2 separate regions of the Mus musculus genome follow, and region 2 is linked to region 1. Evidence: chromatin loops called from intact Hi-C (ENCODE). Cell type or tissue: left cerebral cortex. All regions are shown on one strand. Links, peaks and the distances in the headings refer to the core of each region. The heading gives the core; the rest is flanking DNA.

The links. A loop is a pair of places that touch in the nucleus more often than their neighbours do. Peaks named below come from ENCODE experiments on the same cell type or tissue, not always from the same donor. Only the 100,000 strongest peaks of a DNase experiment are listed, where the experiment ranks them.
Region 2: it touches region 1 in a loop (3-fold over the local background); 2 of 42 quality-filtered maps call a loop at or near these places.

Annotation. Positions count from the first base shown.
Region 1 is chr7:64,449,292-64,452,204 of GRCm38, reverse strand. No RefSeq gene overlaps it. Among named protein-coding and RNA genes, the nearest start is that of Apba2, 51 kb to the left of the region's middle. In left cerebral cortex, for the core only: no CTCF peak of the experiment used is centred there; DNase peaks (open chromatin) are centred at 538 and 1,285; H3K27ac peaks cover 872 bases.
Region 2 is chr7:64,579,084-64,581,996 of GRCm38, reverse strand. All of the region lies in intron 2 of Apba2 (amyloid beta (A4) precursor protein-binding, family A, member 2), which reads right to left. Among named protein-coding and RNA genes, the nearest start is that of Apba2, 78 kb to the right of the region's middle. In left cerebral cortex, for the core only: no CTCF peak of the experiment used is centred there; a DNase peak (open chromatin) is centred at 1,496; H3K27ac peaks cover 1,910 bases.

The DNA of each region.
Region 1 (2,913 bases), core at 93-2,592:
TGTCATCACAAACACTCTACCCTATAAGTACCTAGAAGTGGGTCAAGCCATATCAGGATGTGTAACTTGGACCAAACTTGCCAACTACCATAGCAACAGTACTGTGGACCAGAAACCTCCCCGTTCAGGGGCCATGATTCATATAACAGTGTCTGCTGACCACTCCCTCTGCCCCCCAACCATCAACAGTGTTATAAAACCATTCTCATCTCTGCCAATCTGGTCAGTAAGAAATAGCAGCTCAGGGTGTCCTGGAGCCAGTCTGCTTCACTGTGTATGAGGCAGAGAATCTTTTGCCATGCTTCTATGATTCTGTTAGCACAGGTGTGCTTTTGATAGACAGATAGATGATAGATAGATAGATAGATAGATAGATAGATAGATAGATAGATAGATAATCAATAGACACACAAGTGCATAACACTCTTTTTGCCAAGTGCAGAACAGATTGTGGGGACCAGAGTGGATGCTGCAAGCCCAGATGAAGGGGGATGGGGGAGATAGCGGATGGCAGATGGACTGAGAGCTAAAGAAAGAGGCCTTTGTCAGCTGCCTGTGTGTGAGTGTGTGCGTGCTCTTAGCGGGAGGTCTGCTGAGGGAGCGGCCCTGCCAGGATTCCTCTCCATTCTCTGGCTTGTGCAGTGAGAGGGAAGATGGTGGCCTTCCTGGAGACAGGCAGAGCTGAAGGAGGGCCAGGTTGAGGAAGAGGGTGCTCCAATATGTTTCCATGGTTGCTATGAGAACCCTGAACTTGCATTTACTATATCCTGTGTCTTCCTCCTACACCTTAGTGGAGTTTCACATTTTAACACATGTTTGAGATTTAAGTTATTTCGAATACCAAGCCAGTATACCAGGCCATCTATAGTATGTGACTTGTGAGGGCTCATTTGCATAAGAAGGCAGTGAAGGAAGGTGGAGGATCACCAGAGGGACCTCTGGACCTAGATGCAATGCTGGAGTAACTCCTGCTAACTGAGGGTGCGGCGAGGCAGGCTACCTGGATTTTTTTTTTTTACTTCCATCTTTGCCCATTTGAGATATCTGAAGTTCTTCGATCTTCTTCTTCCGAGGTCCTTCTGAACCTCATAGTGTGTGTGACATTTGTGTTCTCTGGGTGACTGCGCCAGATTCCAGCTAAGTCCCAGAGTCTACTCTGCTTAGTGAGAAAAACAACTACAGGGAAGAAAGCATATCGGTCACAATGACATAGTATGTTTATCTACTGGAACAGCAGGCTCTCGCCTCCCAACAGCAGCTAAGTTAGATGTACCCGTCCATGTGTGGTATTTCCCAGGAACCCCACCCTTCTCCCCGTGCAACAGCTCAGATTACTGGCTGTGAGTACGATCCCCAAGTTGGCAAAGATCAGAGCATACACAATTTCCTGGCTTCAAATTTGCTTCAATTAACGCTTCAGAAATGAAAGACAAAAGGAGTGAACCGCATTTGGTTCCCCGCTCGCTCGGGGCCTCGGTCAGTGGGTTTCACACTGCTTCCCAATCCGCAGTGTGAGCATCGCCTCATAGCTGATGTCATGGACAAAATCCCAGGCCTCACCCCAGATCCACTAACCCAAAAATTCTCAGCGCAGTGCAGTCTTTAACTCGCCTACCAGCCCACCGGATGATTCTGGTACACACTTAGGACTAAGAAACGCTGGGCTTTAGAGCCACTGAGAACACTAGGCACATTCTATGGAGCGGATATTCCACACACGGAGGATAAGAAAGGCTGCTGAGGGACTAGATACTGCTGCCATAACCAAATAACGGAGACTCGGTATCTTAGAGAGGAAAACGGGCTCTCATTCCTCGTGGTTGTTGAACTCCAAGGAAGCAGTGTGACCCTCATAGCACATAGCACCACATGGAAGGGGCAGCAGGGAAGAGACTGAGATGCAGGACTAGAGAGGGAGTAGGAGACCAGGGAGGAGCCAGGCTCAGTCATAGCAGCCTGCTGTATGGAATTTCCTGAGACCCAGCCCACCTCAAGAGACTTGCCTCCATTCTCACACAAAGGCCCCACCACATTTCAGTACTATCCCACTGGGAACAAAACCTTCATCACATAAACCCTTGGGAGACAAACCACGGCAGGGCCATGGGAACACCCTGAGAAGAGAAGCCTGGTGGATACAGACACAACCCAACCAGATGAGAGCTCGAAGCTGACCACAGTTTGGTGATGAGACACACAGAGCTGGCAGCAGAAGCCTGGGACACAAGGTCTACAACAGGCAGCAGTATGGAGGACTTAGGACAGGAGAGAAAACCTCACAAAAGTGCTGGAATGAGCTCATGGGCCCAGCTAGAGTCCAGGACATTGAGCCTTCTCCCCACTCTGATCTGCATTGGCCTACAGCCCTGGGAGCTGGCCTATAGAACTTAACTTCTCTATGGAGTCATGATTCATCTACTATCAACACAACATTGTGTGTTCACGTAATAAAATCACTCCCTCCCTCAAGGGGACATCAGAGATATGGCAAATAAAATAGGTTAAAGGAAAGTAGTAAATTCATGCTTGAGACTAGTGATAAAAAACAGACTCCTGAGGCCAGGAGTGGTGACATGCGCCCTTGATTTTGGCGCTCAGGAGGCAGAGGCACGGGGATCTCTAAGTTTGAGGCCAAATATCTCTAAATTTTGAGTTTCAAGACATCCAGGGCTAGAGAGAGTGACCTTGTCTCAAGGAGAAGAGGAGGAGGAAGAAGAAGAGGAAGAAGAGGAGGAGGAAGAGTCCTCCTTGGACTTAAAATAGTAATTTTCTTCTTAAAGAAGAAGGAGGAGGAAGAGGAGGAAGAGGAGGAGGAGTAGGAGGAGGAAAAGCAGACATGGTGGTGAGATTGAGGCAGGAGGATAGTAGTGAGTTTAAGGCCACATAAAGAAACTCTCTCAAAAATACAAAACA
Region 2 (2,913 bases), core at 301-2,800, 130 kb before region 1:
CCGTCTGGAAATACTGGGGCTAGGGAGATGCCCAGTGGGTAAAGTATTTGCCATATGTAGGCACAAGGTCATGAGTTCATATCTCTAACCCCACATAAAGAATCGGACTTCTCCACACACATCTGGAATCACAGGGCTGGAAGGTGGGAGCAGGACTAGATCTAAGTCTTAGGTCTAGGACTGGCTCTAAGGCTCACTGAGATGGTGACCTGGTCTCAGAAAAACAAGGTGGAGAGTGACTTCAAAAGACACTCTGTGTTAGCTGGGCAGTGGTGGCACATGCCTTTAATCCCAGCACTCAGGAGACAGAGGCAGGCAGATTTCTGAGTTCAAGGCCAGCCTGGTCTACAGAGTGAGTTCCAGGACACCCAGGGTTACACAGAGAAACTCTTGTCTCGTAAAACCAAAAAAAAAAAAAAAAAAAAAAAAAAAAGACAGTGTTGGCTTCTACCCTACACACATATATACACAGAGAGAAAGAGAGACAGAGACAGAGGCAGACAGACACACAAGCACACCAAACGAACAGAATGGAAATTCTGAGATGTGCTGTACGGAGGAGCCCTCAGTGAAGCACGCCAGTCGAAAGCACACATACACTCGAGGCCCCGGGTGTGCCTCTCAGTGATTTGGTGAAGATTCTTCCGAAGTTACACCTAAGCCTCTTAGGCATAGCTCCACACGCAGTCAGATTCAGAGAGAAAGAAGACAGAATGATAGTGGAAGGTTGGGGGTGGGGGTGGGGAGAGAGGGCGTCAGTCACGCTTAGCAAGTTCAGGAGATGAGTGGAAAAATAAACACCCTGTGCCGCTCGCTCTCAGCTGTGCTATGTGACACACATGAGTGCCATTCACTGTCCACCTGGAACTGATCACATAGGGATACGGGTGTGTCTGTGTGTCGGCGTGTATACACATGTATGTGTCTGTGTGTGTCTGTGCGTGTGCATGGGTGTGCATAGGTTTGTGTCTCTGTGTGTTAAGTTTAAAGCTAAAACATGCTCTCATTTTTTAAACCTTTACCGTGGCATCCAGGACTCACTGGATAAATTCCAAACTCTAGATATTATTCCATAAAGCCTTCCAAAGCCCTTGCTGGCTGCACTTACTGCTGTTGCTAGCTACACCTGTCTGTGCCCTTTGTGCATGCAGCTCCCATGCTTGGGACACCATCCTGTCTTTCTTTCCTCCAAGTGCCCATGGTGCTATAAAATATGATACTCGACCACATAAACGGGGGCCCTCCCTGTCCCTTTGCCACACCAGCACTGGGCATAGCACCTGCACGTGTAAGCAAACTGCACCAATTCTTTACATCTACAGATATCCAACCTGGTGGCAAAGCCTGCACGGGAGACCCACATCCTCAGACCAGAGCCACTCTGGCTGTGACACTGGTCTTCTGTTCACGCAGCTTCCGAGTCTGCAGAGGAGGTGGGTGCAGCTCTTTGCAGATCTTGCAGCTCCTGTGTGGGCTCAAACCAAGAGAGGGATACAGATAGCCCTGCAAACCACCAGAGCCTTGCTCACTAGACACCCATGGTGGGAACCTGTCCAGAGCTCTTACAGAGGCCATATGTGCCCTCCCCCCAGATGCCTGAGCAGCACGTGGAGAACTCTTTCTAATTCAAATTCCTCATATGCTTATGAAGATGGAAACAGCTTTTTAAAAAATTATTTGACTTCATTGTTATCTACAGTTCAATCAATGACTATAAAACCAGCTTTTCAGACCCTCTTAATTACCCAGAAGAATTCCCACAAAAGATGCATGTCCCTGAATAGAGCAGGTGGGCAGCTACAATCAGGTTTCTTTAATAGACCTGATGTTCCTCTTGGGGTAATTTAAACAAGCCATGACGGCTCAGCCATTAGCGTTAATTATAAAAGCCTCAGACAGCTGCATAGTGGGAACCTGGACAGGACTCCAGTCCCGGCTCTTTAGCAAATCCACCTCTGAGTGCACAGTGTCACCCTTCGCATGCTCCAGGGCAGGCTTCCTGTCACCTACTGAATGGTAGGCATGGTGGAGAAAGCTGCCCTTGTGGGTCTCTGAAGACCCCACAGGCACATCATGGGCAAATGCATTAGAGAGCAACAGAATTCTAAAACCAACACAGAATAGAGAACATCACATTACTGCTAATGAACCAAAGAGCTTCTGTGGAGATGAAAGGAAATCAGAGTGTGGAAAAGGCCTACAGTTTCAGACTCCACTCAGCGCAGCAGAGCGAGCCTGCATCCTGGGGTGTGCAACTTACGAGTTAGCCAATCATAAGCCAATCTTGGGCAAAATATCCAGGAAAAGAAATGTCTCTTTACTAAAGGTGTCTTTTTCATTATTATTACATTTTATTTATTGCCAGGGGTAGGCACTGGGCATGCCGTGGCATGCATCTGGATCAGAGGACAGCCACACTCATCTGGAATCCCACTCGCTCCTTCCATCACGTGGGTCCTGGTGATTAAACTCAGGTTGTCAGGATTGGTGGCAAGCACCTTTCCCCACTGAGTCATCTCCCTGGACCATGAACATGTCATTTTTTTTTCTTATCATTATCCACGAAACAAAGCAGTGTGACAGCACCCAAGTTGTGTTCAAGACTCTGTGTCACTGAGAGATGATATGATAAAGTGCTTGGCCTACACATATGAAGATGTCACAGTGAAAGGCATTCTTTTATTTCCAATTAATGTACACTAATGTTTTTTTAGAGGATCTCACTCGGTAGCCCTAGCTGGCCTGGAACTCAATATGCACACTAGGCTGGCCTTGAACTCACAGAGGTCCTCCTGCATCTGCCTCCTGAGTCCTTGCATTAAAACTCTGTCCCCCAGGGCCAGACATGGTAATGTTCACCTTTAATCCCAGAACTCAGGAGGCAGAGAGGGGCAGATCTCTGTGATTTCAAGG